2 separate regions of the Homo sapiens genome follow, and region 1 is linked to region 2. The links are chromatin loops, found by intact Hi-C in ENCODE. Cell type or tissue: endothelial cell of umbilical vein. All regions are shown on one strand.

Region 1 (5,000 bases), 120 kb before region 2:
AAAAATAATTCCCATAATCTTAAGCATTATGACTTAAATTATGTAGCTTCTCATGTTTTTCCTTAACACTGACAGGCTAAATTTTTTTTTCAACTGTAAACTGTTACACATAAAAAATTATTTGTCCTCACTAATCATATATTGCCTGCAAGTAAACTACAGATCAGCATAATTTTAACAGAAACGAACTCTAAAAACAGGGGATGTCTTGTCCCCTGCAAAGGTCCCATGTGGATATCAGAACTACAAGAATCCACAGAGCACTCAATCTTGTATTCTGTTTTGGGAATGGAACAGCCACTCTGTATAAAGGTAGACGTGCTATTAGCCAGTGCTTCAAATTCTGATGGTATCACCTCTGGTAAATGCTGAGTTGGGCAAAATGAGGGTAGTCTCTCTCATGATTCTGACTGCAGTTTGGTAGGTCCTCCGTAAGAAATTTTAAGGATGCTATGAATCCTGTGAAGATGAAATTCATTTGGGTTTTGAAATCTTTTATGCTACATTCCAGTTCAGTGGTTCTTAGCAGAGAATGTACACCAGCATCAGCAACAAAGCTTTTCCACATTCAAGTATGCCCAGCTCCACTCCTGGAAATTCTGATTCACTAAGTCTAGGGAGAGTTCTGGGAAACTGTATTTTAAAAAATTCCATTGGGGTTTCTAATGTGAAATATTAATGTAAAAAATCATTATATTACATAGAACTCCTTGAGAAAAGGCACCATTTTGTCTTTTTGGTCTCTCCAATACCTAGCATATTGCCTTGGCATGTGGTAAGTGCTCAGTAATTGCTTGTTAAATGAATGAATTTTATTGCTTCTCTTTTTGGTTCTGTCTACTTCTATGGAGATATGGAATGAACTTTTGTGTAACAGTACAATCACACGCAAGCAGTGACTTGGGTATTCAGCTCAGGTTAACAGACCGCCAATTTGGCCTTCAGTCCAGTGAGGTCTACTATATAAAGTAAGAACAGACTTTTTAGATTTTGAGGACAGCACTGAAACACACCTAGTTTTGCAGCAACCTGAGACATTTTAGTAGCATGAAAACTTATAAAAAGTATCAAATAGGCAACCTGTTTCCAGTTTGTTCCTTTACAGTGGAGGTTCTCAATGAGAAAACTATTATTATGGTTTTTCTAACTATGTACACAGAATAAAAAAGAAAAAGTTTGTTTTAAAAATTATTTTCAAAGATATTCCACTTAAAGTTTCTCTTATCTAAAAGATAAACCTGTTGAACTCTAGATAAACAGCAGTAAAAGTGGCTTTATGCATTTATTCTAGCAGAAGAGCTTCAGAAATAAAATTTGAGTATAATATAGTCAAGGGAATACTTACACTCTCACTCTGAAAAGGATTTAAGAAATTTCCCCCCATTTCGCCATCATCCCTTGGAGTGCCCGGTTGATTACTCAGGCTCATATTATTGGGAGAATTCTGTAAACAAGATTTAGAAAACAAGGCATTGTTGAAAATTTTAATTTCCCTCTTGCACTGTACTGTTTCGAATATTGAAACAGCATCCCTAAGGACAAAGCATACTTCTAATTTTAATCTTAGACTTCTACCATGTATTCTATTTCATTCTTTGCACTTTGACAAGTACTAATGCCTTCCCAAATGAAAATTTAAAAAAAAATAAAAAAACCCCCAATAACCTACCACAACTATTTTCTTAGCTTCAGAATCAATATTTATTCAATTTCCCACCCTCAGCTTATAGAGTTCCTAAAACACTGGAGAGTTTAAAACATTCCCAGCAGGGGCATGATGAAGAGATCCTACCCACTGATAAGGCAAGATGGAACAATAACTCCCTTAGTCATTTCACTAACCAAACTTTGAAAGGTCACTGTTTTAATAAACATTTCCTTTTAATTCTACATGCAGTATACAGATAACACTATTTCAACCATTTTTACATGAACTTTAAGGAAAAAAGAAAGATAGCTAACAACTGTACTTAAGAACAAGAGACACCTTAGGACTTGAGAATTTATTATGTACTCTTAGAGGAAAAGGAGGCTCAAAAGAAAACTGCTTTAGAATATTTTCCTATCATTAGTTTAAGAGTAGATTTACTTTGGAACTTTCCTTGGAAGATAAAATGACTGTTATTAGCAATCTAATCGAACACCAAGTTAGCAGTGCGTTGCTTCATATTCTATTTAAATTTGCTAGTCTCATTATTACCGCACAATTTTAGCCATGGCAGGATACCTGATACTCCACATCAATAGGAAATGTAGAATGACATTGGACTATAAACCATGTTTATACAGTAGTATAACTGTAATTCTTTGAAGGTCCAATTCATTAACTTGTAAAAAAAAACTTCAGAGTTAAACATTTTTTAGTTGTTATTTCAAATGGAAGAAATAACTTACTTACTTACTGGCTTACTTTTTCCTAAGCCATTCCTATTTACATTGTTTTGGAATTAGTTTTTAGATTTTTTTTTAAAGAAAATTGCTCAGAGAATTTTGTCTTAACTACAACAACTTGTATCATAAAAATTAACATTTCATGAATGAGTTATTCCCAGAAGAAAATGGTTAAAATGTAAAGCAGAGATAGATAGATGAGCTGGTAGAAATACACTGTGTCTTGTCTTGCTGTGCACCCCGCAGGGAGGATCTGAGAACAAGGATCCTCTGAAGTCCATTGGAGCTCTCTGTGTCAAGAAACCCCAAGGACTTGGGAAATATACTTTAATAGCATAAAGAGGATTCTATTTTTTTTGACAAATTTTTCTCTGAAAAATGTTAGTTATCCAAGTATATAGAAAAGCAACTATACTTTGAAATGAATCTGAATATCTTGATTTCCTGGGAAAAAAATTAAGTAAAATTTAACTAACTGCATTATTTTAGAATTCATTAATTATTAAAGTTATTAGGTTAAATAAACTGTACCTTGAAAACAGGAATGATAATGCTGACTTAGCTCAAAAAGGAAAATGAATTTATAAAAAATATTGTAAGATTTACTTATAATTTATAAATTCTTTTGGATTTCTGTCACTTTATATATAATGGAGAAATTGGTAATACTAGAATAAAATACAATCTAATATATACACACATATATAAGAAAATTCAAGGATGCAGTTGGAAGCTGCATATTTCACACAGTCAAACAAAAGAGTAAAATGAACCCTCTTATTCTTGTGTAACATTCATACCCCCTGTGGTATATAAGGTACCATGAGAGAAGCAGCGTATCTCAGACTCAGTTAGGGTGCTTTAAATCTTTGCTGCACATTTGCCATATATCATTTCTTGATTTATAATTCTGAAAGTCTGGCTAACTTCAAACCTGATTCCTAACTCAAAATATTGATTTTTAAATACTTACAATTTGAAAGTAACATTGCATTGCTAATGTTTAAATACACACAAAATACTTCCAGTGTTATTATTTCTGTTTTACATGCAACCTCTTCATAGCATGGTGGCTCAGCATTATACTCTTCTGTGTGTGTGTGTATGTGTGGTGGGGACGGGTATTTAAGGACACTAACAGGAAGATTGAAAGGATACATTCAACATACAAAACTGAGATAAAATCAGATCTCTGAAACCTATTCCTATTCAGCCTACTGGACCGTATTTGAAAAGCCTGAAGTGATAGGACAATTGGGTTTTTTTGGTTTGTTTTTAACTAGAGTAATCTCTGCAAAATTGGAAAACAACAGAAGCTCCTCAATGGGAAATCTTAAGAAAATTGTGCTGTCCGTAATCGCTGAGTGACATGATGATATGGGCTAAAGGGCATATTCAATATTGGCATCTGAGGGACAGCTAAGATAGCGGTACCAAAAACCATCCCAGAACAGGTAATGAGGGTAGGTGGTAATGAATTGTGTGTATGCTTCATTTAACTGTAGCTGTATTTGTGTATTATGTCCAGTAGGTTTCATCAATAAGGCAAGAATATGATGTATAAAAAGGACTTAGGTTGGTCAAAAAGGCACTCTACTTGCTTCAGCACAAAAGAGTACAAGATTACTTTTAGATACATTAGGCCCATCGGTTACAGTTATTTCAATGAATATGTACTTTATTCCCTACTTTAAGAGTTTTGCTTGAAAAAATATGGTTAGGATTATACTGATACCAACTTCAAGAAATTTTATTACATTCTCACTTATCATTTCTTCAAGTTGGAAATTCTCTTAAGCTATGATGTCACACATGAATATTTATATACATATATATATACACACACACATATATGCACACACACATAATACACCACAAACACAATTTCCTCTGGCTGCCATGTTTAACCCTGTTGGACTTCCTGGTCTGATTTCTTCTAGCAGGTATTACATATCTTCTTCTCTCTTTTTTTTTTTGAGACATGGTATCTGTCACCTAGGCTGGAATACAGTGGTGAGATCACAGCTCATTGCAGCCTTGGACTCTTGGGCTCAAGTGATGCTTCTGCCAAAGCCTCCTGGGTAGCTAGGACTACAGATGTGTGCTACCACATCTGGCTAATTTTTAAAATGTTCTGCAGAGATGAGATCTCACTATGTTGCTCAGGCTGGTCATGAATTCCTGGACTCAAGCAATCCTCCTCACTTGGCCTCCCAAAGTGCTAGGATTACACGTGTGGACCACTGTGCCCAGCTCATATCTTCTCTTAATTAGTAAGTTATTATCCCTTCTCCCATCCTCAAAAATTGTTTCAAACCTTTTAAAACTTTTTAAAATTTTAAATTTTTCCATTTTCAAATTAAAAAAGTGAACATTTATAGAAACTGTGGCTCTGCCTGTAATTAGAATAAAATAATAATGACATTATTCTAAGTAGTGGATTTTGAATTGCTTTCTCACAGGCTGCCAATAGTGAGTTTTCTAGAGTGTTGTTTTGACTCTGCTAGCTCCCTCAAAGAACAAACTGTCAGTCATTCTCCCAGTGGGCACAAATGAGCTAGAACTCAGGTCAGCACACATGAGATGATGGTGTAGATCTCTAGTCATCT
Region 2 (5,000 bases):
TATTTTTATGTCATTGTCCTGGTACTTAAAAAATATCTACAAGACTATTATTTTAAAATGTTGACAACTATTAAATAGATCTAAAGTAATTACACATTTTGATGCTTATTGTACATTTCTTAGGAAATTTCTAAGAATTTGAAGAGGCTATTTTCAGAAAACATTTAATTGAATCATAAAAGGTATCAGTGTATCAACTCACACTTCACACACTGTGATCTCACTTACATTCCTTTTTTAGTTACATTCACTTGACATTAGGAAAATATTGGATATGGCTTATTTTGTTTTGTAGCATAAAATTAATAACATTATCTTGGTTAGTGAGTATATGAATATTTGTGCTAATTCTTGTATAGAGAGATAAATAAGCAAACAAGAGCCTAAAAGTATGTTTAATGCTAGTTCTCAAATCCATATGACATAGCTGGGTTCATATAATATGTATTTAGAATAAATATCTATAGTTAAGAAGTAGAGTGAACCTAATATTTAATTATCATCGGAAACTGTATTAAGAAACCAGAAATTTACAGTCAAAACAAAGTAAAGGCCGGGCACGGTGGCTCATGTCTGGTGATCCCAAAATTTTGGGAGGCCCAGGTGGGTGGATCACTTGAGGACAGGAGTTTGAGACCAGCCTGACCAACATGGTAAAACCCTGTCTCTACTAAAATACAAAAATTAGCCAGGTGTGACGACACATGCCCATAATCCCACCTACTTGGGAGGCTGAGGCACAAGACTCACTTGAACCCAGGAGGCAGAGGATGCAGTGAGCTGAGATCACACCACTGCACTCCAGCCTGGGCAACAGAGCAAGACTATGTCTCTTAAAAAAAAAAAAGAAAAAAGAAAGAAGAAAAAAAAAAACCCAAAGTAAAACAGGATTTACAGAAAATAATGTAAAGGTGTGCATGTGAAGAGGAATTGGTAGAACAAAAATACAGTTTTGGATTCTTTAATTTTTTTAAGTTAACCTGTGACTCAAATAGTGATAGACTTTTAGTAATTATAAAGAGCATGAAAATGCTAAGTAGGTCTGGAATTTATAAATTCTTCTTCATCCATTTATACAGCAATGGATAATATTACACAGCATGTAATATTATCTCTTTACCTGAAAAAGCAACATTAAAAATAGGTCACAGCTTCTGAGGGAGGATACAAACTGTCAGGAGTACTTCCAGCACAGTAGCAGTTCAGGAAATGAGGATGATAATGAGACTCCATGACTGCTGAGAATCGGAAGAGGAGGTATGAATTCTCATTCAACCCTAACAATTGTCCATTGTCCATGAGGCCTTGGGTGAGTCACTTAAGCTCAGTGATTTGATTAACAGCAATATTGAATTTACCTTCCTCAATATGGATTGTAAGGTTAAGTAGAGCCAACACGAAATGTACATGCAAAACCTATTCTTTCACTTGTGACCCTACTCTCTGTAACTACCTTTTATGTTTTATTTTCTCTAGACAAGTTAAATATTTATAAAAATTACAAAGGCTGAGAGATCAATTCTAAAAATATAAGAATCTTTCAGAAACAAGTTTATTTTATAAGGGAAATAGCAGGATTGTGATACACTCCACCCTGCACCTCTCCACACACTACATACTAGCTACTCCCTAAACCCCAGACTTGGGCTGGACATTTTCTTAACTCATAGCATCAGAAAAATATCATTACTGAAGTAAACTTATAAAGTTATAGAAATGGCTAGCTATTTTCCAGTAATCATATAAAAACTCAGAAAAATTTATAACCAGAATAATTCTCCTTTATGTTTCAATTACTTAGAAATTCAGTAACAAACATCATCAAAATATACATATTGCTTCATATATTTATATATAAATAAAATATCATCATCAGGGCAGCAGGAAATAGAGGCAGCAGGGTGTAGAAGTGAGATAAGGACAGGATGTTGTTGTTTCAGCAGAACAATTTACAATGTATTTACTTTTTATACAAGTGAACTAAATGTTTGTATAGTTAACTTTCTTGTTTTCCTTTTTTGCTTTCTCTTCTTTTCTTACCATCCTTTCCTACCTTTATCCTTTCCTGCTTTCTTTCCCTCCTTCTCTCCTACCCTTTTTTATTAATACTTTCTTCCACCCAACACTGATTTTTGGCTGAGACCACAGTTTCAACAAGAAATAAAAACTGCATTACTCAGGAAGGAACTAATAAACTTCCCCTCCCCCAAATGCCATTAGAGACTTCCTGAATAAATGAGAAATCCATTAATTTTAAAAAAAGAGAGTGCTTGCATAAGTAACAAAAACAGATTCCGGTCTACATTATGATTAAAATCAACTTGAATAATAAAAATTAGATATAAATAAGATCCATTAGGACATCTGACACATCTATGGCCAGTGATGCTTGGTCCCAACAATGTGTAGACTTTTTTAGTCCATTGTCAAACAATCATAAGTGGGACTTCTACCACTTCTCCTTAAAAAATTCTGTAACATAATGGATTTAATTAACATGAAATTTCTTGTAAATATGCCTATTACTGACATTCTTTCATTCAAAACCATTTCATTATTCATGGTCATACTAGTTAGTGGAATGGCTGAATAAAATAATGCACAAGTATGTACAATTTTAAATATATAATTATATTTATTTAATTTTAGATAATAATTATATATTTAATTAACACAAAGGCTCAAATTTTATATTTCACATAAAAACACTATGTATATCCACATATATTCTTGCTCTGAGGCTCATTCTCTATTGAATTAATTTGTTTTTAACAATGGTTACATAAAAATTCCTCCTACAAATTATATTTTAGTTATAGCTAATAAACCACTAGCCTTTTTGACTTATATTTAAAGGACAAATAGAAAAAGAGGTTTAGAATTGTTATTTGCTTTGGTTTGTTTGTTTTGCATGACAGTTTATGGGCAAGCCAGTAATTTGTATCCTAAGCTTTTATACTAAGATAGCTCTCAACAACTGATTTGGTCATTATAGAGATAATAAATACCATTCATGATGATAATTTAAATAAAAATGTGTTGACTTAAGAGATAAACTTTGGTAAAATCTGATTTCTCTTCTGTTTCAATGACTCCTAACATAGTACAGCCACTGAAAGGAACTTAATGCTTGTCAGGAGCCATTGAACTTTATAGTGAGCATCTGGGTAGTGCCACCGTGCAGATGTTGCAGTAGAATACCACAGTAAAACTACTTTAAGTTTCATCTGGTTAATAACAGTACTTCACTCAATATTGCTTTCTGTAATTTCTGATTATTTTTGACCAAATAAAATTTCTTTGCCTTGTTTAAAGAAATAATTGTGATTTCTTACAAAACAAGGTCCTCCACTTCTATAATAAAGTACAGACTTTATTTATAGCAAAATAAATTTAATTTTTCTAATTAAAAATAAATCACTAATATAAAACATTATCAGTAAGTCACAAAACTAAGAACATCTGTATAAACTAATAAAAATCTGTATCTTAGGAAATAAGGAACATTTACAAATGTTCCTAAATGTGATTTATAATTTATATAACTCATTTTGGTTGTTTTTTATGGAAAGTCATTTTCAGGGACTACTCATATATTAGCCCATGTAAATTGTGGTTAAATATAAGAAATTAAAGACACCAAATGTGTCCTTAGTGGCATTATCAAAAATATTTCTCCAACTTCTTTGGCAACTTGAGCATTTTCCTTATACATCTTCCAGGATGCCTCATCTTTGCCTGACCCTGCCACATTGTCTTCACATTCTAATTAGCTTGGGCTTCTATGTTGTCACCCTGGTCTACTAGTAGTCAGTTTTATTACTAACACAATAATATATGTTCATTGTACAAAAATCAGAAAACACATAGAACCAGTAAGAAAATAAAAATCAAATATAACAATTGCTGTTAACATTTTATGTAAATCATTTAGATAAAAATGAGATCAATGTACAATCTGTATCAGTTTGTAAAGTGATTTTCTATTAAAAATATATTCTTAATATCTTCTAGTTCTCTGAGTCTCCACATTTTTGGTATTTTTCTCTTTTTCTCAAAACATTTTTCCAAGTTTTTACTGCTTTATTATTCTAGAAAAGAGATCAGCAAACTTTTCCTGAAAATGAGCAGATAGTAAATATATTAGGCTTTGCAGGCCTTATAGTCTCTGCTGCAGCCATTTAGATCTGATATTCTAGTGCAAAAGCAGCCACAGACGTACGTCAAGAATGGGCATGGCTATGTTCCAAATAAAACTTTATTTACAAAAATTGGCAGGAGTTTGCTGGCCCATATTCTAGACAATTGCTTATAAAGAGATATTGCATATCATAATTACTATCACCCCTGCAGAAAGTTTCATTTATTATCTTTATATATTATCTTTATATAGTGACCTTTTCCTACCAATACAGATTTACCCCAACACACAATATCAAGGACTATGTTCATTTCCAGTGGTCGTTGCCAATGTGAATCTTCAAAAGCAGTTAAAAATTCTCCATGTTTTACGGGTACCAGAAAGACTTTCTCAGCTCAGTATCTTAGAAACCTATATTTCAATAGCAAAGAAAGAAGGAGTCTCTTCCCTCTCCCCTATTGCCAAGAAAAGTTGAAGTTAAATGAGGAGTAACTTGCTAACACAGACAATTTTAGTCCCTGTTTCGAATCCATGAAAGAGAAATTGATATTGAAGGAGTTGTGATTAGCAGGAAACCTACAAGTTTATATGCATGCACATCCATGCTCTGCTCCTTCCATACTGTGACAATGATAGAGGTCTTTCTCCTCCTAGGGTCCTTTATTTACTTTTACTATGGATCCTATTCCCTACTGCCTTTTCATGAAATCCTTATCGTTAAATCCAAACATCATTTTCATCCCTTGCCTTGCTTAAAAGACAGCATGATATACTAGTTAAGAGCACAAATTCTATTGTCAAATTGCATGAGTTCAAATCCTGATTCTGTTCGCTTATTAGCTATGCATTTTCTCAGGCA

Evidence for each region. A loop is a pair of places that touch in the nucleus more often than their neighbours do. Peaks named below come from ENCODE experiments on the same cell type or tissue, not always from the same donor. Only the 100,000 strongest peaks of a DNase experiment are listed, where the experiment ranks them.
Region 1: it touches region 2 in a loop (8-fold over the local background); 2 of 110 quality-filtered maps call a loop at or near these places.

What each region holds. Positions count from the first base shown.
Region 1 is chr5:81,427,240-81,432,239 of GRCh38, forward strand. It overlaps SSBP2 (single stranded DNA binding protein 2), which reads right to left. Exons shown (of 17, transcript NM_001256732.3): 16 at 1,346-1,444. Among named protein-coding and RNA genes, the nearest start is that of ACOT12, 36 kb to the left of the region's middle. In endothelial cell of umbilical vein, no CTCF peak of the experiment used is centred here; a DNase peak (open chromatin) is centred at 1,882; H3K27ac peaks cover 1,483 bases.
Region 2 is chr5:81,551,805-81,556,804 of GRCh38, forward strand. All of the region lies in intron 4 of SSBP2 (single stranded DNA binding protein 2), which reads right to left. Among named protein-coding and RNA genes, the nearest start is that of ACOT12, 160 kb to the left of the region's middle. In endothelial cell of umbilical vein, no CTCF peak of the experiment used is centred here; DNase peaks (open chromatin) are centred at 1,277 and 2,167; H3K27ac peaks cover 2,738 bases.